Linked DNA regions of Mus musculus: all the other regions are linked to region 2. The links are chromatin loops, found by intact Hi-C in ENCODE. Cell type or tissue: gastrocnemius. All regions are shown on one strand. Each heading gives the region's core, and the rest is flanking DNA. Links, peaks and the distances in the headings are about the cores only. Region 1 holds the start of Ube4a (ubiquitination factor E4A). Region 2 overlaps Kmt2a (lysine (K)-specific methyltransferase 2A). Region 3 has its middle 12 kb from the start of Gm30883. Region 4 holds the start of Atp5l (ATP synthase, H+ transporting, mitochondrial F0 complex, subunit G).

Region 1 (7,887 bases), core at 1,230-6,229, 120 kb before region 2:
CTAAGCATATAAGAAAAGTTCTCAAGTACACTTTATTCTCCTTTCCCCTATGTCTCACACTATGATATAACACTATATATCTTGAATTTTCTCCTAATCCAACCTGAAGATTATGAAGGATAAAGTAGACAAGACCAATTACTGGCTAAGGATTGATTGATTGTAGCATTTTACTTAAAGCACAGTTTGTGCTGCCTGTTTGCCAGGCATGACTTCACTTGCTACCTGGAACAAAATGATGTGGAGACATAGCTGAAACAACAACGCATGTGTGAAGAACTCCCTTTGGAGGGCTGAAGCGATGGCTCAGTGCTTAAGAGCACTGGCTGCTCTTCCAAGAGACCTGGGTTCAATCCCCAGCACCTGTAAAAGTAACTTTTATTCATGTGATGTGATTGTCGTCTCTAAGCCTTACTGCCTCTGTCTGCTATCCTAGGCCTAGTCCTGGAAGCTTCCAGCCTCTGTACAACATGGTGGAGTGGGTTCTCTTTTTCTGTTTCTCAGGGGATTGGGCTCAGGTTGTCACATTTGTGTGGCAGATACTTTTTCTTGATGTGCCACCTCACTGCTGCACTGGCCCACTGAATTATGACCTGCGTAAGAACCCAGCAAACATTAAAACTTAGAATGTTTTGTTTGTTTTGGTTTTTTTGAGACAGGGTTTCTCTGTGTAGCCCTGGCTGTCCTGGCACTCACTTTGTAGACCAGGCTGGCCTGGAACTCAGAAATCTGCCTGCCTCTGCCTCTGCCTCTGCCTCCCAAGTGCTGGGATTAAAGGCGTGCGCCACCACGCAGGGCTCACAGGTTTCATTCTTGACGTTTTATTTTATGGTTTTGGTGTTTGCCAGCATGTATGTGTATCACATGTATGCCTGGTGCTTTATGAGGCCAGAAGGAGTTAGATCTCGAAAAACCAAAAAAAAAAAAAAAAAAAACCAAAAAAAAAAAAAAACCAAAAAAAAAAAAAAACCAAAAAAAAAAAAGAAGCCTGTATGATATATAATTAGCCTATGATAATATTTGCCAATTTTAAGTGATTTCACCTGTTCTCAGCAGTTTTTAGTAATTTGCCCCATCATAATTCAGGTTGAAAACATCACCACCACTGTTTTAATAGTCCTTATGCTGACTCTCAACCCCAAGCAGCCACAAGTCTCTGTCTCTTCAAGTTTTCTTTTTCTTTATTGGGAGAGCTTGATTGCAGAGGCGAAACCCCAAGCCCAGCACTGGTGCTGCTTATATAGGCCTAGGAGAGGCGTGTCTCACACCCGGATTGGTTATGCATTCTACCTCATTTGCATGCCTCACACCTGATTGGTTATACTCTCAGTACCTCACAGAACCTCATTATCATGCCCGGGCCAGGCAGTGTCTTGGCAAAAAACGTTATTGCATATGTACACATTGGTTGTTTACCCAACCGTATGCGTGGTGGCCAGTGGTAGCCAGCGTCACCTTGTAATGGCATATGTGGCTTCCCACAGGTCCTGCTATCTATCTAGCCTTGAACTCCAAGTATATGTGTATTTTGTTTCTTCTTGCTGAAAAGCCATTTCATGGGCAGTCCACTGCTTGTCCATTCCCCAGTCAAAGGACACATGATGGTTTCACTTCTCGGCTATTATAAGCACTGCTGCAATGAGGATTCTTTTGAAATGTTCTATTTTGTTTTTATTTTGGTTTTTTCAAGACTCAGTTTCTCTGTGTAGCCCTAGCTGTCCTGGAACTCTCTCTGTATATGAGGCTGGCCCCAAACTCACAGAGATCCATCTGCCCTGTCTCCAAGGGCTGGAATTAAAGGCTTACACCACCACAGCCCAGCGTGCAAGGCTCTTTATGCAACTATAATTTCATTTCTCTGGAGTAAAGACCTAGGAATGAAGATCATATGGCAAATTCACTTTTAGCTCTTAAAGAAACAGCCAAATTCTTTTCTAAACTAACAGCATCGTTTTACATCCCTACTGACATGACAGCTTTTTGTTTTTATGAATCTTGAATTTTCAACAATATTTGTCACTACTTCAATATAGCCACATTAACATTTATTTTGTATTATTTTTATTTTGTGTATATGGGTGTTAGGGCTGTTGGTCTATCTTTGCACAATGGGCATGCAGAGCCAATGGAGGCCAGAAGAGGGCATTGTATCCCTGAGAGTGGAGTTAGTGATTCTAGCTGCTAGGTGCATGCTGAAATCTGAACCCTGCCTCCTTTGGAAAGTAAGGCGGTGCTCTTAACCGCTGAGTCATCTCTTCAGCTCAGAGCAATGGCTTTTTACACAACACATAATATTAATCTTTGCCCCAACCTCACTTTCTTAATGGTGACTTTTGAAATGCAAAAGTCTTTTTGATAAATTCCATTTTATAGATTTTGTTGCATTTGGGAGGTCATGTCTAAGACAAGATTGTCTCCTGTCTCATTATTTGTAGGTCATTGTTAGGGATTTGGTCTAGCTTTAACAATAAATGTCACTTAGAATATATGTAAAGTATTAGTAACAAATAAGAATAAAAGATATCATTGAAAAATATCTGAACATGTAATTTTATTAAACTAAATCTCACTTCATAGCAGTTATATAGATATACACTATCAAGTACAGCAAAGAAGTGCCTGGTACTCCTATGCATGTATGCTACCAATCTCTTGCTGAGGTATTGAGCTGTGCCAATATAATTTTTTTTAAGGGGTATCTCAGAATAGGGTAGGGTTTTGGTTGGTTGGATGGTTGGTTTGAAGTAACCCTAGGTTAGTCCAAACTCACTGAATAGCAGAGGATGACTTCGGATGCTCAATTCTCCTGTCTCTATGTACCAAGTGCTAGAATTACAGCATGCCCCACGGTGTCCCACTCACTACAGTTTTAATTTTCATTTTCCTTACTAAAACTAAGAACCAAGGCTGGAGAAATGGCTCAGACGACCCAGATTCAATTCCTAGCACCCACATTGCAGCTCACAACTGTCTGTAACTCCATATCCAGGGAATCTGACACCCTCACACAGACATACATACAGGCAAAACACCAATCAATGCTCATAAATATTTTTCAAAATTAAAAACTAAAAATTAACCAGACTTGTAGGCTGTATACTGTTAGCATTGTATAGATAAATCTAAGACCAACCCAAAATAGCGCGCTGCCTGGCACCTAATACCTGCTCAAAACGTCTTATACATTGTCCTTGTTGGTATTGTTACTGCTTCTAAGCCACAACGAGTGAAACGGCTCCAAAAAGCCATAGGACAGAAGGGAGCGTAAAAAGCAAAAAGTCACAGTCTGTGCAGAGCCCGACACCACAATAGTGTATCTGCCCTCAAGAGATGGATTTCCAAGGTCTAGCTTCATATTCCACAAAACTTCAAAGCACGCAGTCATAGCCAACCCTGCCCCGCCCCGCCCTGCTGCCTAGCCCAATCCCAAAGCCACTTCCGGCCCGCCCCCCACCCTCGCTAGCTGCCAGCAAACGTGCGCATGCGCCTCCTCGGTGTTTTCTCTGTCATTAGCGAAGCCCGACACCGCCCTACTTCCGGCGCGGGGTAAAGACCCAACAGGCTCGGCGCTCAGCGATGATGTCAGCTCCGGTTGCCTTGCTGAGTCGGAAGTAAGAACCTTTTGGTCGCTGTAGCTGTGAGGTGTCGTCGTCCCTGCCCTTTCAGGCTCCGGTAAGAGGCAAGGTATAAGAGGACGAGAGTGTTGAGGCTGCGACCCGGTTTTCTCCTAAGCAATTGCCAGTCAAGGCCCCTGCATGCCTGCTGTTCTCAACTGCTTGCCTGACCCGGGTCCGTCTTGAACTTCGACCCTGTCTAATCTGGAAACCCTTACGGTGCTCCGGCGTCCGGTGGCTCTGCACATTCCCTTCTTCTTTGCCAAGTCCCTGCTAGGAAAGGCCCGAGTGTGGGCTGTGGCTGTCTTTTGACTTATTTTATCTAGGACCTGCGCAGGGTGGGTGGGTCTCCCTGCTGCCTATGAATGTTACTGAACCCCAAAGGATAAAATACGAAGAGTGAACGACAGTGCCAGATGCCAAGGAGACAAAATGAAGCTCGACTCATAGCAATCAAACCAGTAGGGTGCGTGTAGCAAGAGGTTGACTTTTAAAGCGAGTGACGGCTTCCCAGCTGTAGCTCTTTGGATTCTGCTCGAGTTTTTCTTGGTCGAGAAAACATTTCTCAGATTGACCATAGAGTCAGACGTTTTGTGTTTAGTATTGTTCCTTTTAGGATTCTTTTTTGTCTCCTAGAGCAAGAATGGGTTAAGTCTCAATGTCATTGACTTTTTTGGTCCCAGAGACATAAAATGGGGCCCAAGATGAAATGCCAGGGTTTGTTAGAGACGGTTTTGTTTGTTGTGTTGTGTTCTTTTTTTGTTTTCGGACGTGTATGTGCTTCACTTGATGAGATCCTAGCTTGCAGATAAACGTATTGCAAGGATTTTTGTTACGACACCTAATGTAACACTGAAGGTATTTCCAGGTAGACATGTTACTTTGGGAACATTTTTAAATTCCAAAATAGAGACTTTATGGAGTACAATTTAATACAGTGTAATTTGGGCTTGGGGTAGGGAGTTGCTGGGGTTATAAACTAAGCCCTGGTGCATACTAAGTGCTCTAGAACAGAGCTACACCCAACCCCACCTTAGCCATAGAACTTGGCTATAGCAATCTGTTTTTCAGTGTTACCAATAGTTCTACTTTAAAACTGGATTGGACATGATCTTAAAATATCTGTATGCTCTCAGGAGCCAGTAGTGGCCTTAAAGGATTAGCAGCACTCTATATAAGTAGAAGCTTGAGTCAGGAGAAAATGAGAGAATTGTATGGGTCCAATGGTTGACACTTCCTAGAGATGTAGACTTTTGCAGCAGGTATGTAAAGTGAAGTTACTTACTAAAAATGAATCAAATCCAAAAGCCTTGGGGGGGCTGGTAGTTGTGCCATCCCAAAAGCTATCAAGAAAGTGGATGTGTTTCTGTGTGGCAACTGAAAACAAGGAATTTGGGTTTATTATTACTATTACTGTTTCTTTTTAAAGATAATTTTTTTAGTTTTGCTTATGTCTCCATATGTGTTTCTGTATATATGCATGCCATATGTGTGCAGCTGCCCACAAAAGTAAAGGGTATTGGATCCCCAAGAGCTGTAGTTACAGAAAGTTGTAAGCTGCCCGACATGGGTGCTAGAAACTAAACTGTGGTCCTCTAAAAGAACAGCAAGTACTCTTAACCACTGAGCCATTTCTCTTTCTTTCTCTCTCTCTCTCTCTCCCTACCTTCCTTCTCTTCCTCTCTCTCTTAATCTCTTTGTTTCTTCCCCTCTCTCACTTTCTTTCTTTCCTATTAAAGAATCTATTTTTTTATGGATGTGTACCTGTAAGAGTGTGTGGATGCCCACAGAGAGCAGGAGTTGTCAGGTCCCTGGAGTTGGAGTTGCAGGCATTTGTGAGCTGCCCTGTTTCAGGTACTGGGATCCAGACTCTGGTACTCTGGTAGAGTCATTTCTTCAACCTCTTACTTATTTATTTCTGAGTCAGGGTCTCACTGTGTAGCTCAGGCTGGCCTTGACATCAAGATCCTCCTGTTTTCACTTCCCAAGTGCAAGGATTACAGGTATGCACTACTCTACTCAAGCTGGGAAACTTAAAATAGGTAGAGTAAGTATTAAGCCAAACCAGGTATCGAGGGTCCATTTCACCAGACCTTTCTTTTCTTCCTAGGTACTTTTATTTTCATGTGTAAGCTCAATGACTAAGTCTAACCTGGATCTCCACCGAGGTTCTCAACAGGTGATCTGTGGGCCCTCATTTTTTCCTGTAAGTTGTCACATGATTTAGCCTTGCTTCTAAAGAAGGAAATTCTCTATACCTATTTTAAGTAGATACGAGAACGATGACTTCAGTGGGGTAGGCAAAACCTTGTTTTGTTTGTAACATTCTTTCTAGTCTTCTTTCTGTTGTCATTATAAACCATTCTGACCAAAAGCAACTCAAAGGAGGAAAAGAATTATTTGTGCACTTGCAAGTCACATCCCATCACTGAGGCGAGTCAGGGCAAGAATTCAAGCAAGACCTTGAAGTACAACCTATGGAGGAATGTTGCTTGCTGGCTGATGCTTTGCTTGCTTGCTTTTTTTTTTTTTTAAGATTTATTTACTTATTTTATATATCTAAGTACATTGTCACTGTCTTCAGACACCAGAAGGTTGTGAGCCACCTTGTGGTTGCTGGGAATTGAACTCAGGACCTCTGGAAGAACACAGTCAGTGCTCTTAACCAGTGAGCCATCTCTCCAGCCCCATTAGCTAGCCAGTCAAGACAATTCCCCCAAAGAAATGTCTGATCTGGGCAATCTCAAACCAGGCTTTCCCCTAAGATGACTCTAGGCTATGTCAAGTTGACAGTTAAAGCTGACTAGGGCAGCATTTGAGGTGATAGCAGGCTTATTTTCATTCTCTGTTCTACATATGCATAGGTACTGAAGCGCCACAGTGTCTGGCCTGGGAGCTTGGCCTGTTGCTGCATCTCCAGATGTAATAAGTCTGTGCCTTGAAGTAGATCTCGAGGAATGGTGTGGTGTGGCTACGTGCAGCTCAGGAGTAATCACTTGGAAGACTGAGACTGCCCGTGAACATTTGCTTAAGCGTTGTGGTTTGGAGGATAGTTTCAGAATCAGATATGAACTTGTACTTGAGGGTCCTAGAGGCTAGCACAGTTGATCTGCCAGGAGTGCTCTGTGGAAGTTTTAAAATTCCATTATAAGCAGGGAAAAGATGTAATAGAAAGTTAGCTTGTGTATATAATGGAAGAGAATAGAATTAAAAAGGAAGTGATGCCATTTGTGGTGCTAAGCCCTCTCTCCTGATAGTTTTGAGAATATGTCCTGTTCTTCCTGCTTTCAGCTTTCTTTTTATATATATGCTGCAGATCATTGTCTCCTATCTAATGAGCTGGATCATTCAGTTGTATTTTTTTAAATATAAAATAACTCAAGCCAGGCATTGCGATACATGCCTGTAATCTTAGCACTTGGAGACTGAGGCAGAAGAATCACTGTACATTCAAGGATAGCCTGGGCTACACAGTGAGGCTCGACTTTTTAATTAAAAAAATAAAATAAAATAAAAAGGCCTGGAGATGACTTAGTGGGTGGGTAAGAGTTGCTGGTGCACAAACAGAACCCGAGTTCAAATCCTCGACACCCACATAAAGAGCTAGATGTGTCCACAAGTATACCTGTAACCCTAGCACTATGGGGAGTAGAAACAGGAGGATTGGTACTGCTAGCTGGCTTTCATCTTGACTCTAGGATCAGTAAGCCCCCGTCTCAGGGGAATAAGGAAAGTAACAGCATGGGATCCCTAGCATCCTCTGTTGGCCTCCATACTTCATGCATGTACGCCATGTACCTGTATCACACATGCATACACCCTTCACACTGGCTCACGTAGTTTCAGACTTTGTCTGTACACATGTGTGCCACACTCTCATATCACTGTACACACATGTACACGTATACAGACTTCACAGTGGCTCGTATAGTTATGCAGTTAGCCTGCATACATGTGTGCTACACACTTATGCATGCACATCACATTGGCTCATGTGGTTATGGAATTTGCCTATATACACGTGTGCTACAAACTTTTATTGTTGACTTTTATAACTGAAAAGTCTAAAATACTCTGTTTTCCTGTCTGGTTGCTTAATTTGGAGGTAGGGATTTTATAGATGGTTTAAAGGTGGCAACTCTGGGCTTGGGCTTTGCTAACCTAGCAACTGAGAAGAAAAAGAGTTCTCTATAGGGTCAGCCCAAAGACATTGTTCACTGGTTCCCATAAGCTTTGATAGAGGTGTTGCCCACTCTTGGATCCATCACTCTGT
Region 2 (5,000 bases), core at 1-5,000:
GAGGCAGAGGCAGGGGGATCAAGAGTTCAGGATTACTCCTCTACTGTATAGTGTAACCTGGGCTGTATGGGATACTGTCTCAAAGCAGGAAGGACAGAAGGCAGGCAGGGAGAGGAAACAGGAGGGGTAATCTGTGTGGGGTACAAGTCGATATTAAATTACAAGAAATTTGAGTACCATTTCAAAAATTATATGACACTTGGTCCTTTTAGATCCTAAAGGTAGGTAAAGTTTTCAACCCAAGAATTTTAAAAGTTCAAACTAAACTGAACCCTAAGAAGTCCTTGTTCTGTCAAATGACCCTGGGTGGTGACCCACTGTTTTTTGCAGACACACAAGCAAGCATTTATTTCATTTCTTCTCGCTTATATTCAGTTTGTCTTATGCTTTATCCTTTGTTACCCTAGGATGAGGAAATGTCAGAATCTGCAGTGGATGCCTTCCAAAGCCTCCCTTCAGAAGCAGACTAAAGGTAGTGGTGTGCGAGCTCCTTCCCGTGACGTCCCGTACCTTAATGTCATGCAGCCGTGTGCATTCAGTGTAAAGAGAATACTAGGTTTTTTTGTTTGTGTTTTTCTTTTAAAGTACTGCTCTCTCCCGGGGAGTTGGTGGTTGTTGAAGCTGGATGATAGGTACATGGGGGTTCATTTGACTCTTTATTTTGGGGTATGTTTGAAATTTTCCATAATTAAGACACTTGTTTAAAATTCATGTAAAAATGATAGCTCTGCTCATTTGCTAGAACAATAAAATTTCCCTGCATTACCTGATCAACACGGCCTCAGCTTTGTGGAGACTGAGTACCTGCTTTGGCTGCAGGAGACGGGGACGAGACTCTTACAGAGCTCTTGTGCTTTTTCCCCGTGGAAACTTTCCTCGCTTACGCATTGATGATCTTGTTTTGTTCTCCTAGCTGTGAAAAAGAAAGAGAAAAAGTCTAAGACCACTGAAAAGAAAGAGAGCAAAGAGAGCACTGCTGTGAAGAGCCCCTTGGAGCCTGCTCAGAAGGCTGCCCCGCCACCGCGGGAGGAGCCTGCCCCAAAGAAGAGCAGCAGTGAGCCTCCACCCCGCAAACCTGTGGAAGAAAAGAGTGAAGAAGGGGGTGCCCCTGCGCCTGCCCCTGCGCCTGAACCCAAACAGGTCAGCGCGCCAGCATCCCGGAAGTCCAGCAAGCAGGTCTCCCAGCCAGCAGCCGTCGTCCCCCCTCAGCCTCCTAGCACAGCACCGCAGAAAAAAGAAGCTCCCAAGGCCGTTCCAAGTGAGCCCAAGAAAAAGCAACCTCCACCCCCAGAACCAGGTGAGTGCCGGACAGTGGCAGAACAGAAAGCCGGATTGGTTGTGTCACCTTGAAGTCTAGAAGACACTCTGTGTGGCCCTCTAACAGGCCAGTCAGTCCGAAAGTACTCATTCCTGGCATCTGACCAAAATCTGTTTTGAATCCTTTAGGGCCAGAGCAAAGCAAGCAGAAAAAAGTGGCCCCCCGCCCAAGTATCCCTGTAAAACAAAAACCAAAGGACAAGGTGAGCGGGCAGCTGGCTGCACCTCTTTAGGGATGCATTTGTTCTGGTCTGTGGCGGGAGCCTTGGCCCGAATGAAACTGTCCCCCCTGCTTCTCTGGAGATGGCAGTGGGGTCTCCCAAAATCCAGGTGTAAGCTTTCGCCCCTCTTGGTTGATTGGTGTTTTGTTTTTTGGTCTCTTAGCTTTGTTGACTTGCCTTCATTATGGCCTGGTATGCTGTAGTCTAGCCACAGCTTACTCTGACAGCATCTGGCATGGTTTCTGCCCTCTGTATACATGTTATCTATGTATATATGTTAATAACATTTGTCTACAAAAGCAGCCCGTACCTGTGCACACTGTTTCTGTTCTGGATGGAGACAGAATTTCAGACTTTTCTGAAGATTACATTTCCTCTATCTTGAGACAGGGTCGCACTCTGTACGTCAAGCTGGCCTTGAACTTCCAGCATCCTCCTACTTCCCCATCCAGTGTGAGCCATCACAGCTAGCTCCCTCTCCTTCAATAGGATACTTACTCTGAAAAATGTTTCCATGTCTAAAAATAGGCATTTGTATTCTCCCCTCTTGCAATATGAGGGCAAGTCATTGTTTTCTACATTCATCTTCTGTCTCAGGAGAAGCCACCTCCAGTAAGTAAACAAGAGAATGCAGGCACTTTGAACATCCTCAACCCACTCTCGAATGGCATCAGTTCTAAGCAGAAAATCCCAGCAGATGGAGTCCACAGGATCAGAGTGGACTTTAAGGTAAAAGTCTTTAGTGATCATGCCTTTATTGAACATTATGACCTTTAAAGAAAAGGTGAGCGTTCAAAGGGAAACAGCACCCACTAGAGGAATGAACAAGAACTCCAGCTAACAGGCAGGTTCAGGTACCTGAAAGCCTAGTCAGCCCGAGGCCCGTTTGTGAACTGGTGGGAAAGCACAGACATCCTGAGCAGCATCCGGGAAGAGAATTATTTCAAACTCATGTTACCCGAATCAGCAAAGCACAGTGCATTCAGACTCGGTGTATCTTTGCTGTTTACGTAGCATCGCACCAATAGTGGGCTTTCAACGGATAGTTTGCATCTAAGTTTATAGTGCTTTAAAGCAGCACTTGCTCATGTTTGGACTAGTGGAAGTGAACGCTCCTGGCATTCTGTGGCACTCTGTGTTTATGCTGTTTGTCCTGGTTTTGACACTTCGAAGCTTTCATAAGTGATCTTTGTCTCTTTCCCCACAGGAAGACTGTGAAGCAGAAAATGTGTGGGAGATGGGAGGCTTAGGGATCCTGACCTCTGTCCCCATAACACCCAGAGTAGTGTGCTTTCTCTGTGCCAGCAGTGGGCATGTAGAGGTAAGACGCCTGCTTCTCTGTCTCCTCTGTGATGATGCCACTGTGCTGTGTTCTTCTTGTTGGTAGTTAGCAGGTCTGTCTTCTGCTACGCCGGCTACTTAGTTTTGTTTTTTTTTTTTTAAAGATTTCTTTATTTTATGTATGTGAATACACTGTCACTCTCTTCAGACTCACCAGAAGAGGGCGTCAGATCTCATTACGGGTGGTTGTGAGCCACCATGTGGTTGCTGGGAATTGAACTCAGGACCTCTAGAAGAGCAGTCAGAGCTCTTAACCGCTGAACCATCTCTCCAGCCCCTGAGTATTTTTTTTAACTTTTAGAAATTTTAAGATGGAATCTAGTAGTAAATATTTTCATCTCTTTAATTTAGTCTTTATTGTAGAGTTCTTACTTTTCTCTTAGAACAAAAAGGGTTGCTGTTGGTTTTTATATTGAATACCTATGAGTATAAAAAGCTCTTAGCAATTATTAAGAAGTAGAAAAATAAGCCAGGTGTGGTGGCACATGCCTTTAATCCCAGCACTTGGGAGGCAGAGGCAGGCAGATTTCTGAGTTTGAAGCCAGCCTGGTCTACAAAGTGAGTTCCAGGACAGCCAGGGCTACACAGAGAAACCCTGCCTCAAACAACAACAACAACAACAAAAAAGTAGAAAAATACAGAGCAGAAAATGTGCAAAAGAGAGATAGATTATTTTAAAATGACAAATAAGACCATAGTCCATATGGTGGGATGGTCATTAGCCCCCAGTGACCAAACACTGACAGTTAAAGAGGGATGCAGGTCCAGGTGTGCTGGCATTATTACCCTTAATCCAGCACTCAGATACAGAGACAGGTGGATATCTGTGAGTTCATGGCTAGCCTGGTCAACAAAGTGAGCTCTAAGACAATCAGAGCTGCAGAGAGAGACCATGAAACAACAACAAAAAAATTGTACAGAAAGATTTCCCAATAGAAGAAATATAGTTAGTAGTCTTATCTTTTGGGTGAGTTGTTTGGAAATGGTGTTTATTTTATTTTTTTAAGAATTACTATATATTATATATAATTAATATATGTGTGTGTGTGTATAGTATGTATGTAACTGTAGCTGTCTTCACACACACCAGAAGAGGGCATCAGGTCCCATTACAAATGGTTATAAGTCACCTTGTGGTTGCCGGGAATTGAACTCAGGACCTCTGGAAGAGCAGTCAGTGCTCTTAACTGCTGAGCCATCTCTCCAGCCCAAATGGTGTTTACTTTTAGAATGGTAATTTATAATGGCATATTCTTTAACCCTATTGCATGCTAGGTACTTATTTTTAAAGTAATTGGATAAATTGCCAGGTATGTATATATAATAAAATTATATTATTATTTTGTGTGTGGATGATTTGGCTGCATGTCATATGTACACCATGTGCATGCCTGCTGCCTTCAGGAGTCAGAAGAGGGATTGGATCCCCTGCTACTGGAGTTACAGACACTTGGGAGCCTATATTTGGGACCTGGGAATCAAACTTGGCTCCTGTGCAAGAGCAGTCTGTGCCCTTAGCCACTCAGCTATCTCTCTAGCTCCAGTATTTAAAACTCAAGAGTTTAAATTAGTATAGAGCCCTGGCTAAAGATGGAGGGCTTGCATATAATGGCAAATGTGATAGTATAGTTTGATGTTAATAGACAGACCCATAACATCACTGGTTAGAAATATCAGATTGCAAAATATCCATAAAGCATGATTATATTTGATTGGATGAATATTTTAAAGTATGTAGTCTCTGCGTGCTGTCTTATATCCTTAGGAGTCTGAGGCAAAAAGATTGCGATTTGAGGTCAGCCTAAGGTACACAGTGAGTCCCTGCACAGCTCAGTGGTAAAGCATTTGCCTCTCGTGTGCAAGGTCTTGGCTTCAATCCCTAGCACAGACAACCAGTGAGTTGCTTCCTGTATTCACTCCTTAAGAAGATCGTTTCTTAGAGCCTGTATGAACCTAAGTGCTTTAAGTGCTAAGGTTGCTTCAAACCTAGCAGAGGCTGAGACTATTCAGCCTGCAAATGCCTGGTGACTACTCCAAGTCACTTCATAATCAAGTGCTTTGCACCCCAGCATGCCCCACCCACCAGGAAATGCTTCCTTTTATACCTCAGTCTTCAGCTTC
Region 3 (7,887 bases), core at 1,331-6,330, 63 kb before region 2:
GGGTGCGTGCCCCTCGTCTCCCAGTCTGTAAAGAGAAAACACGAGAGGGACAATAGCTTTTGCAGTGCACACCAGTTACATCAGCAATGGTCATTCAGCAACACCTCCAAAAACAATGTCAGTAAACAGCAAAGGCTGTTTTGCTTTTGTTTTGTTTAAGTTGCCTTTTTTGGTTTTGCGGACTTTTATTTTCTTTCATGTGTAGGAATGTTTTGCCTTCATGTACTTATGTGCACCTAATGTGTGCCCCAGTGCTCAAGGAGGTCCAAAAGGAGCGTCAGGTCTCCTGGAATTAGGGTTACAGATGGCTGGAGCCACCATGCTTGTGCATGGTACCAAATCCAGGTCCCCTATGGAATCAGCAAGTGGTCTTTACCCCTGAGCCATCTCTCCATCCTCTGAACCTTTCATTATTTGAAGCTTAATATGAAGCCAGGCATGGTGCTGCACACGTAATCCCAGCGGTTAGGGGGCAGAGGCCAGCCAGCTAGGAAATGAGACTGCTTGGACGGCAAAGGTTGGGTTACAGCTCAGTAGGAAAGAGCCAGCCTACTGTGAAGCAGACCCTAGGTTTGATCACCAGCACTCTTGAAAGAGACGGGAGGCAGGGAGGGAGGGGTGTGAAGCTATTCGTGCTGTGTGTCCTCTACTTTGTGGTATCTCTTGTTTCCCTTGGTAACAGACTGTTCTCACTTGGTCAGCTCTTACACCCAAGTCTTCTGTGTGTGTACCCCTCACTCAATACATTCATTCATTTCTTCTTCTTGTTTTGTTATCATTTGGAGTTTCCTTTTCTTTTGTGGATGTTATTTTGTCTGTTAGATTATAGTCTCACTCTGTAGCCCAGGCTGGCATGGAGCTCACATTAATTCACCTCCCTCTGCCCCCGAGTGCTGGGATTAAAACTGTGTGCCACTGCTGCCCAGCTAGGGTTAAAACTGTGTGCCACTGCTGCCCAGCTATATTTTTATATTTTTAAAGCACTTGCACTGGCCATCACAATTAACCCTCCACTTTCTCTAAGGCACATCACATACAGGATTTACCCACCTAAAAGATCTAGTGCTGAGCAGGGGGAACAATGGAAGCTGGCTAGGACCTGTGGGGAAGGAGTGATGGAGCACACACAGGTGGGGTCCATGCAACAGTGCTGTGGTAGTCTGTGTCCCAGCTTACCTCGGGATCCCCGTGCAGACAGCCCTGATGTGGATTCCCGCAGATCATCCTAAACTGCTTTCTTATAGTCTCAGCTCGGTTTGGTTCTACTCTCAAACCATGCTAAGGTTGATTTTCTCTTAGATAGTAACTTCCTAATCCTGAATACTGTAGAGCGTGGAGCGACTGACTTCTTACTCCCTACTGAGTTGGCTTTTTACCTCGCCCAGGACTGTGATCACTCTTGCGATGAGTATCACCACAGTCTACCAGGGATAGGCTTTTCAGTGCGCCTACCTGCACCTGCTCCCCACACAAAAGCTCCCACATTCATTAGAACACTCCATGCACGGGCCCCTAACCATCCATCTGCGACCTCGCCTTAATCCCACTTTGGCTACCAAATATCCTTTAGCCACACAGTTTCTAATCAGTTCTCATTAAAAAAAAAATCAGCTTTTAAATATCAGGCCATGTGATTGTCTGTTACTCCCATGGTTGCCTACCAATCATTCACCAGGTCACACTCCCTTTTATCTCTTGGCCATTTTTTTCTCTTGGTTCACTGTCACTCTATAACACGGTGGTCCTCAACCTTCTAACACTGTGACCCTTTTATATACACAGTTCCTCGCGTGGTGACCCACAACCATAAAATTCTTTTGTTGCCCCTTCATAACTGTAACTTTGCTTCTGGTGTCAATCGTAATGTACATGTGGTTGTGATATAGGATATCTGACCTGCGAGCCTCTGGGGGGCGAGACCCACAGGCTGAGAGCCACTGCTATAACACTACTCTGCAACACACATGCAGGCCATTGATTGCCAAAATTGCAGCATCACTGCCACTAAGGATCTCTGTAACAACTGCTTATTTTGTATGTGTGTGGAACACTTGTAGTGATCAGAGGACATGTGAGAGTTGATTCTTTCATAAGATATGGGTTCCAGGGATCAAACTTGGGTCCTCGGGTCAAGGTAAGCACCTTACCTGATAAGCAATCTTTCCAGCCCCCACCAAGGGTCTTAGAAATGGTAAGTTCCCAGGTCCCATCTCAGTTCTCCAAACTCCCAACAACCAGCCTCCTACCTTTCGTTAGCACCGCTTCCTGTGTCCACGAAACCGGCATCCCTTCCTAACCGCCTACCAGCCCAGCCCCCGAAAGGCACATCTGCGTTTATTTGAACACACGCTGACCATGAGCAAATTGACCCTCATAACCTTGACTTTCCCCTCACTTCCCAGACTTATTTACAGTCTCTAGTCTATGCTTATCATTCTTTGGAGCACACCTTCAACTTCCTTGCCTCTCACCATGGAAATTGCCAAAACCACATCCTTGGCTTTCTCTAAGTACTCTGTGCTTCACCCGTGAAGCTAAGTGAAGCTGGAGAAAACAACCCAGAGGACTAGTTTCATTTTATACTCGTACTCAGAACCTTAAGACGGCACTCCACAAGACCTGCCAATCATATTGTAGTTCTTTTCCTTAGGCCATGATTATTTCTATCAACAGATGATCTCGCTTCCCACTTGACTAAGAAAATGTAAGCAGTTGGAGCGCTTCCACTTCAGAGACATCATCCGCACACCTACCCTGTTTGCACCCATATAAATATAGATGCAGGAGTGACTCAGCTGGCACCAGCTCGGGAGCAGTCTCAGCCTGCAGGCCTTCAGGAAGTGAGTCCCCCAGGCCTGCATCTCCCTCTGTGGCAGACTGCCACCAAAGCCTGCTGTTTATCAGCCCAGGACCAAACACAGCAAGTGGTACACTTTGCCTGAACTAGCACCTCCAGGCACACAGAACTCACTTGTACAAACTGTGATGGGGAGAGTCAGCTTGTCTATTCAGGATCCACATTTTATAAAAGCTCTTGCCTCTGGTCCTGGCCTCTTCTACCTGCCACATCTCTGTCTCCCTTTCTTCAGCTCATCGCTTCTTTTGAGCAGTCTCTTCAAAATTTTCCGAACTGTATTCCTTGCCTTTGATGGGTGGCTGTACAGTCCACATCATTGTACTCTATTGCTACATTTACCTTTATTTCCCTCACTACGCTGCAAGTTGCTTAAGGAAAATATGGTATCCAAGTCACCTTTGCCATCCTAGCCTATCCCATGATCTGGCTTATATAGTAGGGTTTCAAAATATGAGAAAAGCAAGCTCTACTTGCTGTGTTTGGTCCTGGGCTGATAAACAGCAGGCTTTGGTGGCAGTCTGCCACAGAGGGAGATGCTGGCCTGGGGGACTCACTTCCTGAAGGCCTGCAGGCTGAGACTGCTCCCGAGCTGGTGCCAGCTGACTCACTCCTGCATCTCAACCTCCTGCGCTCAAACAGATTTGGATCCTGATTCATTGTGTTGCTTGCTGGCTGTTGGAGCAGAGATGCTTGTGCCTGAGGCTAGGAAGGAAGAGACAGGAGGTGGGCAGCTGAAGAGCCTTTACGGGAGACTTACGCAATAGACTCCCGAAAATCCCTGGAATGCTTCAGAAATGTACCATCTGAACTCTCTCCCTCAGACAAGCCTACAGTTCAGGGTACATCCTCTGTGAACGCTGAAAGAACACCATAAACAGCATGCTTTCCCTTACAGGGGTTTCAACATGCAGCTCATAGATGAGTTTTGATAAGGATTATACCCTGGGCTTCTTGCATGAAGCAAAAAAAAAAAAAAAAAAAAAAAAAAGGTTATCTTCAGAAACTCCAATTCCAGTGTAGTCAAATCCAAAAGCAATTAAAATACTGTTGTGTGGTTTGGAATTACAGCTTGCAGTTAAAATAGCTACCATTTCCCCTAAGGACAGCCTGCATTTCTACCCCAATGTCATCTCACTCTGGGTCTCAAGAAGGTAGAGAACTCAACAGAAAAAGTTATTTAAGCCAAGCTTGATAGCACGCACTTATAATGCCAGGACTCCAGAAGCAGAGACAGGATTGCTCCAGCCAATCAACACAGGGCCTTCTAGGCCAGCAGGGCTGCATAGTAAGATCCTGCCTCAAGCAAAAATAAACAAGTGCTCTAAAACATCAATTAGAACACCATGGAAGAGTGGCCAACAAGTCTAGGGACACTCAGAGTCGTGGAGAGCAAATGAAGGCACCAATGACTGAGCAGACAGGAGAGTGGGGCTTCCTCACTGCCTTACCATGAACCTCATTACAGCTTTGTCCTCTTAGTGTACATTGGTTTGTTATATAATACCCAAGTCACTACCACAGCCTACAACCACAAACTGATTCTCTCTCTCTCTCTCTCTCTCTCTCTCTCTCTCTCTCTCTCTCTCTCTCTCTCTCACTTTGTTTTTTGAGACAGGCTCTTACTATGTAACTCTGGTAACTCACTAAGTAGATCAGGCTGCCTCCTGCCTCTGCCATGTGTACCACCACATCTGGCAGCAAACTGATTTCCAGTTCTTGGATCCAAACTTCACCCCCACAGCCCCGGAGGTAAATGCCAAAGCCACAAGGCCCTGGCTTTGGAGCCCTTAAGCTTGTTTGCCCAACCATAACCATCCAGCCCAACTGCCCCACAGCCACCCTTCCCAGGAGGAAGTGCCTCAAAGAACTGAGTAGTAACCGTCTCACAAGTTCTTGTGGGGAAAATCGGAGGACACAAATCAACAAGAAAATCCGTTCTCCCACTTCAAACATGTTAAACCCCCACGTTAAGGCAAAGGAGTCGCATGTCATCCTTGCCTGACGTCTCTGACTGCCTTCTCTCCTCTCTGGGTGATGGTTACTACACTGGCAAGGACTGGAGTGGCGAAGGAGATGCCTTCTTTTACATCTGAACTCCAGCCCACAGAGGATGCTCCATGTCAGGTTGAGCCCGAGCAAGCAATGGCACACAACATGTGTCCTGTGTCCGAGCCCTGGGTAGCACAGTTTTCCCTCGGTCCTAAACAACTGGACAGGCTCTATGTTGGCAGAGAGGGCTCTGACCAGAGAAAAGAGTGAGGGAAAGAGAGGAAGACCTGACCCTCAATAGTTTAGAAGTCCAAACAACCTGCCATGGTTTAACGACCTCCTCTCTGCTCATGTTTTAAAAGAGATTCTCCTTTGTTAATTTGCTTTTCTGTTTGTCGTGAGGGTCTCACTGTGTAGCCCTGGCTGGCCTGGAACTTGCTGTGTAGATGAGGCTGGCCTTGAAATAACAAAGCTCTACTTGCTTCTGAGTGCTGGGATTAAACGTGTGTAACATCATTAAAACCTGACTCTGTTGTTGGTTTTTAAGTTTTATTTATTCATTTGTTTGTTTGTTTGTTTACTTATTTCCTTTTGTTTTCCAGATAGGGTTTGTCTGTGTAGCCCTGGCTATCCTGGAACTCTCTCAGTAGACCAGGCTGGCCTCGAACTTACAGAGATCCACCTGCCTCTGCCTCTCCAGTGTTAGGATCAAAGGAAATCGTGCCCTGCCATCGCCTGGCCTAATTTTTAGCTTTAATTGTTTTTACACTTAATTATTTAGTTACCACATATGTATGGATGTGTTTGAGTGGGGGGAGGTGTATGTGGTATATGCACACGTGTGTGGGTATGTGGTATATGCACACGTGTGTGGGTATGGACGTGTTTGAGTGGGGGAGGTGTATGTGGTATATGCACACGTGTGTGGGTATGTGGTATATGCACACGTGTGTGGGTATGTGGTATATGCACACGTGTGTGGGTATGTGGTATATGCACACGTGTGTGGGTATGGATGTGTTTGAGTGGGGGGAGGTGTATGTGGTATATGCACACGTGTGTGGGTATGGATGTGTTTGAGTGGGGGAGGTGTATGTGGTATATGCACACGTGTGTGGGTATGGACGTGTTTGAGTGGGGGAGGTGTATGTGGTATATGCACACGTGTGTGGGTATGGACGCCTGTGAATATTTGAAGGGCCTAGAAGAAGACCTGGAGTCCAGCTCTACCTCTGGTCACTTATCACCCTCAGAAAGGCTCTCTCACTGTACCTGGAGCTAGCTTGGCAGCTAGCAGATTCCAGCAATCCTCCTGTCTCTGACCCTTTCTCTATACTCTCTTCTCCCAGATTGAGGGTTACAGGTACATGAGAACATGCTCAGCTCTGATGGGTTCTGGCTATGTCATGATACTCATGTCTTTATGCTTGCATAGTTACCCACAGCCTGTCAATTTAGATTTATTTTTTAAAGAAAAAAAAAAGCATTTATCTCAGTTTTTTTTTTTTGAGACAGGGTCTCACTCTGTACCTCAAGCTACAGCTTTCTATGTAGATCAAGCTGACCCCCAGTTTACAGTGATTCTCTTGCCTCTGTTTCATAGATGCTGAGTTTACAAGCACACACCACCACACACACTCAGCTTTTTGTTGTCATTTGTCTTAGTGAGGGTTTCTATTGCTTCAACAAAATACCATGACCAAAAAGCAAGTTGGGGAGGAAAGGATTTATTAGGCTTACCCTCCCAGATCATAGTCCATCACTGGAAGAAGTCAGGACAGGAACTCAAACAGGACAGGAACCTGGAGGCAGGAGCTGATATAGAAGCCTTGGAGGGCTGTTGCTTACTGGCTTGCTCAACACGGCTTGTTCAACCTGCTTTTTTATAGAACTGAGAACCATCAGTCCAAGGATGGCTCTACCCACAATGGTCTGGGCTCTCTTTCATCAGTCTCTAAATGCCTTGCAGTTGGGTCCTATGGAGGCATTTTCTTAATGGAGGTTCCCCATCATCAGAAAACTCCAGCTGTGTCAAGCTGACCTAAGATACACATAAGCCAGTGCATCGTTGTCTGGGGTTCTCAGTGTGTAGCCCGTGATGACCCACAGCAATCCTCCTCCCTCAGACTCCCCTGAGATTACAGAAAGAAGCCATCATACCTGGTGAAGCCTTAGAGACAGGGAGATAGCTCAATCAGTGAAGTGATCAGATGAAGCCTATAGTAATCAAAAGCCAGAATGCCAGGCGTGGTGTCACACACATTTGAACCCAGTAATGGAGAGACTGAGGTAGGCAGATCTCTGAATTTCAGGCCAGCTTCATCTACATAGAGTTTCAGATCAGCTAGGGCGACATAGACCCTGTCTCATAAGACAAATAAACAAATAACAATAGCAATAAAAACCATGACAATTAGGCCGGGCAGTGGTGGCGCATGCCTTTAATCCCAGCACTTGGGAGGCAAAGGCAGGTGGATTTCTGAGTTCAAGACCAGCCTGGTCTACAGAGTGAGTTCCAGGATAGCCAGGGCTATACAGAGAAACCCTGTCTTGAAAAAAAAAAACAAAAAACAAACAACAACAAAAACATGACGATTTATAATCCCAGCACTGGAAAGACAGAGACAAGAAGACCCCTGTGGCTCCCTGGCCAGCCAGCCTAGCCTACTTGGTTAGGTCAAAACCTGTGAGAGACTTTGTCCCAGAATTTGGTAGCTATTACTTATGATTTTGTTTATCTGGTGTTCTGTTTTTGTTTTTGTTTGTTTTTTGTTTTTGTTTTTGTTTTGAGACAGGGTTTCTCTGTATAGCCCTGGCTGTCCTGGAACTCACTCTATAAACCAGGTTGGCCTCAAACTCAGAAATCTGCCTGCCTCTGCCTCCTGAGTGCTGGGATTAAAGGCATTCGACACCACTGCCCAACCGTTTATCTGTATTGTACTGTTTTGTACCAAAAGATAAGTAGTGGGTATGTTTTTTTCAATTGTCTACTCCTGAAAATTAAGTTGTAAATTAAGTTATTTTGAGTTGACACATAAAAA
Region 4 (7,887 bases), core at 1,457-6,456, 77 kb before region 2:
GGCATGCAGGATCTCAGCTTAGGTTAATTTAACCATTACCCTCTGCTACCTAAACTACAGGCAACTGTACAGCCCACAGACCAGTCGACTCCACCACTGCCCTTCTCTGCTCTTCTCTGTGTCCTTCAGACACTCTGAAATGTAGCCTTGCTCACCACTCCCTTTTCACACAGGTGGCATGTGTCAGACTCCTCACTTGGAAACTTTTCTCCCTTCACCCCGTTTAAGGAAGAGGTCCCACCATTCCCAAACAAACTCCTCTGCCTTCTTTGCTGTCTCCCTGTCCTGGACTCCTGAGCTCCACCTTCCTCTTGGGTTGTCTGACTTATATTCTCTTGCTTCCATATTTCTTCATTGCTGCAATCTGGTTTCTAAGGGTTTGAAACCTTTTCTAGTTAATGTCACAGATGTTCATACTCATAATTAGCTGGCCTGTCTTACCTCGGTCCAGACTGGCCTGTAACTTCCAATCTTCAGGCTCCTGTATGCTGGTATAATGTGGGTTTCAGGTTATCTTTCCTGCTTTAATTTGACTTCACTGTCTAAGGCAGCATGTCTCTCCCTCACTGATTCCTTGATCCCACTTCTAACTTTTCTAACCACCCCATGAATTTTACTTCAGGTTTTTTTTTGTTTTGTTTTAAAAGATGTATTTATTATTATATGTAAGTACACTGTCGCTGTCTTCAGACACACCAGAAGAGGGCATCAGATCTCATCACAGATGGTTGTGAGCCACCATGTGGTTGTTGGGATTTGAACTCCTAACCTAAGCGCAGTCAGTGCTCATAATGCTGAGCCATCTCTCCAGCCCCTCAGTTTTTCTTCTAAAGATTGGGCTTTTCCAGAACTTGTTCTCCTCATCAAATGTTACTTTCCTACATAGTTTTTGGGTTTCCTGGTTTGTTTTTGTTGTTTTCATTCATAATGTCAAAGTTACAGCCTTTGGAATTTGTATATTTTCTTATACACCAAGAATCTCTACGCCTTCCCAGATCAGCACCACGCTTAACCTTATGTTCCTTTGCGTATTTATCTTGCAACTGACTCCTTCTATGACTATTTAGGAATCTTGGTCTCTAAGGGGATAATGCCCAAAGCATGCTTCCACCAAATTACAAAATGCCTGGCACAGTGCAACACCCTCAACACACATGACTTTCTTCCTCTTGTCCGCACAGCTCCTACTGGCTTGTTTGAAAAACCGGATTGGATCCCAATTCTGATACTGGCTGCGGAGGAAAACGGAATTATAAAAAGTCAATTAAAGAAGTCGGTGAATGGGTGAGTCACATAATGTAACGCCTATGTGGCCCCTTAAAGCTCCTATTTGACCTCAGACCTGCTATGCCTTTAAAGCGAACGTATAGGCCCACAAGCATCTTATGAAGCCCTCCAGCCTCGTTTTCCATGTTTTCTGAAAAGCTATAAAACTGCCGCAAGCTAATGTGGCGATCAAGCCAAGAAAACCAATAACGCATGCGCATTTCCCCCACTTCACCGATCTTCCGGACCAACATGAATAGCTGTCCCAAGTAATGCCTGCTCCCTGAGGAATCTCAGGATTCTTCACGTGTTATCGCGCCTCATTTTTTTTTATATCTAGGTTTTTACTTGGAGTGAACAAAGTAAACTGACTAATGAGATGCCACAAACAGGGAATCAATACCTATATGTTTTGAACAGGCACAGAGAGGGGCAGCCTGACCTTGGAAATGGGGAAGGGGTCCTGCCGCGGGTCCTTCCGGGGGTGACATTCAGCCGGCGGTTCGGGGAGACGTACCTTCCACCTTAGACCATGGCCAAGTTCATCCGTAACTTCGCGGAGAAGGCACCGTCGATGGTAGCCGGTGAGCGCAGCCCGGGAGAGGCTCGCGAGGGGAGGGATTGTGCTGCGGCACCAAGGGGCCGTGGGCGTCGGGAGGGCTTCCAGGAGGCCACTGTAAGGCCGCAGCCTCGCCTGGCCTGCCCGCGGCTGCTTAGAGCTCACAAGCTGCAGGGTCCTAGCTCGGCCGGGGAGCGAGTGGGTCGTGTAACTCTGCCCGGCCTCACTCCGCCGCGAACGCCGTGATGCCCCCTTACCGTGCCGGGAGAGTTGGGAAGGGAGGTCGGTAACAGGGGAGAGAGAGGTCACACATCAGACCTCATAGCTGGTCTGCGTCTCAGCGAAGTATTTGAAAGCCATCAGAAATTTTAAAGACGGGTGAGAGATCTTTGAAAGTTATGTTTGCTTACCATCCTGGTTAGAGCCTAGAGAATTCTGCGTCCGATGAAGGGAATTTGGAACGTAGGGGTGAATATCCCCTCCCCAGTCAGCACAGAAAGCGACGCCTGTCAGCAGTCGTCTTCAGAACCTTGGCTTGGCATTCGTGAGGTTGTTTTGTTTGAAAATTCTGATAGACCGCGGTCTCTCAGATAAACACTGAGTAGTTATAAGCCTGAGCAGTATGTTCAATCGATACAGTTCTCTTCTGAGTAGAAAATTACTGTATTTTTGAAGCAGGAGATTAAGTTTACAATTTCTTCTTTTCTGTATTGTATTAAGTGGTTGAAGGTCCTATTTCCAAATGTTCAAATTTGGTTATGAAATGTGAATTGAAGGTGGATTTTTTTTCAAAGATTTATTTATTTTACTTATGTGAGTACACTAGCTGTTTTCAGACACACCAGAGAAGGCCATTGGATCCCATTACAGATGGTTGTGAGTCACCATGTGGTTGCTGGGAATTGAACTCAGCACCTCTGGAAGAGCAGCCAGTGCTCTTATCCGCTGAGCCATCTCTCCAGCCCTCTGAGGTGGAATTTTAAAAACTTGTAATTTTGAGCTTTCCAACCTGTTTGCATATTTAGTAATTCTTTTTTTTCTCCCCTTCATCACCAGCTAGTGAGCTATTTAAACCCTTAAAGTGCCAGCCAGAGTCTATAAATACTGGATTCCTTCCTATGGAACCTGAGGCTGCCAATAGCTGTTTTCCAAAGAATTTCCTTAGTAAAAAATCATTAGGTGATCTGAAGCAACGTACTACAATTTTTACACCAATACAACCAAAAGGCTTTGACGTTTGGACTTTGATGGTTTGAGGTGCTATTTTTAATATTTCGTAGAGAGTATTTTTCCGGCCGTATGACTTTTGCATCTTTTAGGTAGCTTGTATTCAGAAATTTAAAACTGATTTTATTGATGAAATCCAAAATGAAAGACATTATCAAGGTAAACTTTGGTCAAGAAACAACATAAAACCTTTCCACTGTTGTAACTGTAAGATAACTTGTTCTGCCAGAAGTACTGAGACCTGAGGGCTCTGAGGGAACAGAAGGTTACGTAGACTGTGCTCTGCAGCATAGGCTGGGGCTTTTTTTTTTTTAAGATTTATTTATTTATGTATGTGAGTACACTATAGCTGTCTCCAGACACACCAGAAGAGGGCGTCAGATCCTATTACGGATGGTTGTGAGCCACCATGTGATTGCTGGGGATTGAACTCAGGACCTTTGGAAGAGCAGCCATCTCTCCAGCCCAGGCTGGTGTATTAAGTGTGAATGTTAAAGTATTTGATACTGACTACTGACTAGATCTTTCAGTTCCCTAGGGCATGTAGCTAGAGAAAGAAGTCAGTAATTATTATCATAGTTCCCCCAGAAAGGTGAAAGTCTATTTTTTTGTTTTGTTTTTCTTTTCCCTTAACTAAGCTATAAATTTTACTTATGTTTCACCCGCTTTTCCATTCATATATTTTGAGTCTACAAATATAGGATATTACCTTAGAACTAGTTTCTTGTGTCTGCAATCTCCCCTTTCTTATATCTGATCTCTACTTTCATGATTTGGCCACTTGGAGGTGTCTGCCTGGATATTTTGAAGAATGTTCTCCAAACTGGTTATCTTGGGTTTCTCTAATGATTAGCCTGGAATTAGGGATTTTAAGAACAAGAACCACAGGGGCTGGAGAGATGGCTCAGTGGTTAAGAGCACTGACTGCTCTTCCAGAGGTCCTGAGTTCAATTCCCAGCAGTGACATAGTGGCTCACAGCCATCTATAATGGGATCCGATGTGTATTCATAGAAAATAAATCAATCTTTAAAAGAAAACAAAAAAAAGAACAAGAACCGCCAGGCGCACGCCTCTAATCCCAGCACTGGGGAGGCAGAGGCAGGCAGATTTCCGAGTTCGAGGCCAGCCTGGTCTACAGAGTGAGTTCCAGGACAGCCAGGGCTACACAGAGAAACCCTGTCTCAGAAAAAAAAAAAAAAAAAGAAAAGAAAAGAAAAGGAAAAAAAGAGCAAGAACCACAGAGACAGATCACCCTGATGACATATTAAGAGATCTGTGGTATTCATGCCATCTATTGAGCTGACAAGGTCTTCCACTATAAAACTACTGCTTGCACTTTCTGCACTTGTTTTTATTTTTTGGAGGTGTCATACATTTGTGTAACAACTTTTATAATCATTTTCATGTGCACACCTCCCTCTCCTGGAATTCTCAGCAAATCCACCTCTTACCTCTATCCCCCACCCCTCAGAAAAGATCATTATAGCGACATACTGGTAGTGACCAGCCTTATGTGTCTACACCCATTCTTTACAAGCAAGTTACCAGAGCAGGAGGGGTGAGTCCATTTTCTACATATAGTAAGTGGAATTTTGTGAGGAAGATCTATCTTACTCAATTTCTCTCTTTCTCTCTCCCTCTCTCCTGTTATTTTAATTGTATATTGCACTGGCTCTTTTACATTCACTTCATACTTCTTGTATCTAATTCTATGTCGTTTACTGCTGAGATTGTGCCCACCTTGGCAGTCTGTAGATCTTTTACGTTGGTACCTCTGCCCTTTTGGCATGCCTTCTTAGTTTTTGGTTCTACATCATAAGTCATCTTTTTATCTTTTTTCTTTGCCCAGCCTTACTTAGCCTTGACCATTTCTCCAAGGAGCCTTGGTACCTTTTATTAAACAATGGAATTCACAAATTACCGTCTAGGATCTGGGTTTGTTCCTTGCTGCTAGAGTCCATTTCAAAGTCCTCTCAGTGGACAGGTGTCTGAATTTAGTTTCATTTGCTATGATAAAACACCATGACTGGGCTGGAGAGATGGCTTAGCAGTTAGGAGCACTGACTGCTCTTCCAGAGGTCCTGAGTTCAATTCCCAGCAACCACACGGTGGCTCACAAATGGGATCCTATGCCTTCTGGTGTGTCTGAGGACAGTGATGGTGTACCCACATATATAAGATAAAGTCTTAAAACAAAAACAACAACAAAACCCACCATGACCAGAGGCAGTGTCGTGGGGAGGAGTAGCATCACCCTGAGTGAGTTGCATCCTCTCGCATCAGTCACCAAGGAAGAAAATGCACCACAGCCAAACTAATAGGGGTATTTTCTCAATTCAGGTTCCTTTTTTGGTTTTTTGGTTTTGTGTGTGTGTGGTTTTTGTTTTTGTTTTGTTTTGTTTTGTTTTGTTTTTTGAAAGAGAATTTCTCTGTGTAGCATTGGCTGTCCTGGAATCACTCTGTAGACCAGGCTGGCCTTGAACTCAGAGATATGCCTGCCTGTCTCTGCCTCCTGGGCACTGGGATTAAAGATGAGCACCACCACTACCCAACCAGTTGAGTAAGGGTCCTTCTTACCAAATGACTCTAGCTTTCATTAAGTTGACACAAAACTAGCGAGCACAGCAGGTATTCAGACATATATCTATAATTTTTTTTAAAGATTTATTTATTTATTACATGTAAGTACACTGTAGCTGTCTTCAGACACTCCAGAAGAGGGAGTCAGATCTCGTTATGGATGGTTTTGAGCCACCATGTGGTTGCTGGGATTTGAACTCCAGACCTTTGGAAGAGCAGTCGGGTGCTCTTACCCACTGAGCCATCTCACCAGCCCATATATCTATAATTGCATGTTAGTCTATACATATAAATACTTGTTTCTAGGGCTGAAGAGATGGATCAGTAGTTAAGAACTCTTGCTTAGGAACTAAATAAATTCAGTTCTCTGCATGAGTGTGGTGGCTCACCACCACAGTTCAAGTTCCAGAGGATCTGGTGCCCTCTTCTGACTGCTCTGAGCACTACACACATACAGTGCATCCGACACAAAAGACAAGAAATCTCTGTGGGTTTGTTTAAGATTTATTTTATGTATGTGAGTACACTCTTTCTGTTTTCAGACACACTAGAAAAGGGCATCCAATCCCATTACAGATGGTTGTGAGCCATCATGTGGTTGCTGGGAATTGAACTCAAAAAGACTTTTTCAGAGCAGTCAGACCTCCTTTTTTTTCCCTATAAATATTTTATTTATTTGTGTTTAGAAGTTGCAGTTTTAGTACTATTAACAGAAAATACATAACAAAGGCTTCCTAAAAGTGAAAAAAATTATAAATGTTGGAAAAGTTGGCCTCATTAACATATTTGCAGACTTTTACTTAATACACACTCCTTTGGAACTCACTTATGACATTTTTACAGGCTTTATCACCCGAGTCTCTGAGTAGTGAGCACTTCAGCTCTTTACAGTCTCCCCGAGACTGTAAATAAATAAGCCAAATGGTGGCAGCAGAGACAGGTAGATCTCTGTGAATTTAAGGCCAGCCTTGTCTACAGAATGAGTTCCAGGATGGACAGGGTTGCTGAGAAACCTGCTTAGAAGAAAAAATGAATGAATGCATGCATGATTGTTTTTGTGCCCCCACTATATACATACATATAATTCTAAAATCCAGCAGCATCAGATTCCTGCCCCCTCACCATACATCTCTGTTTCTATATTCGTTTCTGTCTCTGTCTGCTATACCTTCAGTCCAAGATCTTGCACATGTACTACCACTGAGCCACATCCCCAGACCCTGTGTTGAATTTGTTACTATATCATCTGCTAAATTCATTGATTTAAAATAGTGACTACATCAAAGAATTTCAGTTTAAAAGCAATTCTTAAACTCACAGCCTCTGTCCTCAGCACTGGAGTTAAATAAAAGGCATGAGCCACCATTACCCAGTGCAGAATCTGATTTTAATTGTTCTTAACACTACATGTAAATTTTATTTGTATTGAGTGCACTGTTTGAAAGGTGAGCAGCTGTACTCTGGTAAGAGAGATTTAAGCCAGCACATATTGCTAAGGATACAAAAAAACGAATGGATACTAATTGGTGTAATTCCATCTGGACTTGTGGCCAATACTGTGATGAGCCTCGATCTTATTGTTAGAAGAATGCTATTCTACACAGCTTCTTCCCCTTCTGGACCCCTTCTCTTCAAAATCTGCTGTTTCTACAAAGAACAATACGCTTTTGTCTTTGTTTGCAAATCTAGCTACGAGTAACTTTACATTTAATTAGATTTGCCATTCAAAGGTGAATAACAGTACTAGCTGGCCACTAGTGAGTCCTGACATAATTAACAGCTTAGAGCTTCCTGCCTGGCTGAGTGTCCCTGTGACACAGGTGTTCTGCATCTTTAAAAGCTTCTTGTTACCAGGGAGCAGCAGCTCTGACTTTCACACTGGGTGCACATTCAGTCCAAACAGTGAGTGGATGTGATACATGAATAAATATTTGTGTCCAGCCCACACATCTGCTTCTTTCCATCTCCAGTGAGTTCATCCTGGGGTTTCTGTTTTGTTTTGTTTTGTTTTCCAGCTGCCGTGACTTACTCGAAGCCTCGATTGGCCACATTTTGGCACTACGCCAAGGTTGAGCTGGTTCCCCCAACCCCTGCTGAAATCCCTACAGCTATTCAGAGTGTGAAAAAAATCATTCAAAGTGCTAAAACTGGTAGCTTCAAACACCTTACAGTTAAGGTAACTACGTGCTAAATGAAAAAGTATGTTTGTGATTGAAAAAATATCTTCCCTGGGAATATTTCCAGTTCTTTTGAT

What was found. Hi-C counts contacts between places; a loop is a spot of excess contacts. Peaks named below come from ENCODE experiments on the same cell type or tissue, not always from the same donor. Only the 100,000 strongest peaks of a DNase experiment are listed, where the experiment ranks them.
Region 1: it touches region 2 in a loop (3-fold over the local background); 10 of 42 quality-filtered maps call a loop at or near these places.
Region 3: a loop joins it to region 2, with 3.0 times the contacts of the local background. A loop is called at or near these places in 16 of 42 quality-filtered maps.
Region 4: it touches region 2 in a loop (4-fold over the local background); 17 of 42 quality-filtered maps call a loop at or near these places.

The regions. Positions count from the first base shown.
Region 1 is chr9:44,961,270-44,969,156 of GRCm38, reverse strand. It overlaps Ube4a (ubiquitination factor E4A), which reads left to right and starts at 3,557. Exons shown (of 21, transcript NM_001346698.1): 1 at 3,557-3,672; 2 at 5,725-5,820. In gastrocnemius, for the core only: a CTCF peak has its summit at 2,132 (motif pointing right); DNase peaks (open chromatin) are centred at 2,144 and 3,529; H3K4me3 peaks cover 2,667 bases; H3K27ac peaks cover 3,002 bases.
Region 2 is chr9:44,838,830-44,843,829 of GRCm38, reverse strand. Kmt2a (lysine (K)-specific methyltransferase 2A) reads left to right here. Exons shown (of 36, transcript NM_001357549.2): 6 at 408-472; 7 at 914-1,297; 8 at 1,447-1,520; 9 at 2,136-2,267; 10 at 2,746-2,859. Among named protein-coding and RNA genes, the nearest start is that of Gm39326, 14 kb to the left of the region's middle. In gastrocnemius, for the core only: CTCF peaks have their summits at 2,354 and 3,045 (motif pointing right); a DNase peak (open chromatin) is centred at 2,385; H3K27ac peaks cover 473 bases.
Region 3 is chr9:44,900,762-44,908,648 of GRCm38, reverse strand. No RefSeq gene overlaps it. Among named protein-coding and RNA genes, the nearest start is that of Gm30883, 12 kb to the right of the region's middle. In gastrocnemius, for the core only: no CTCF peak of the experiment used is centred there; DNase peaks (open chromatin) are centred at 2,913 and 3,426; H3K4me3 peaks cover 1,051 bases; H3K27ac peaks cover 3,413 bases.
Region 4 is chr9:44,914,573-44,922,459 of GRCm38, reverse strand. Atp5l (ATP synthase, H+ transporting, mitochondrial F0 complex, subunit G) reads left to right here and starts at 1,718. Exons shown (of 3, transcript NM_013795.5): 1 at 1,718-1,850; 2 at 7,649-7,809. The coding sequence starts at 1,799. Gm30934 (a long non-coding RNA gene) reads right to left here and starts at 1,733. Exons shown (of 2, transcript XR_379340.4): 1 at 1,343-1,733; 2 at 1-1,232. In gastrocnemius, for the core only: CTCF peaks have their summits at 3,420 (motif pointing right) and 6,064 (motif pointing left); DNase peaks (open chromatin) are centred at 1,491, 1,739 and 6,058; H3K4me3 peaks cover 3,164 bases; H3K27ac peaks cover 2,245 bases.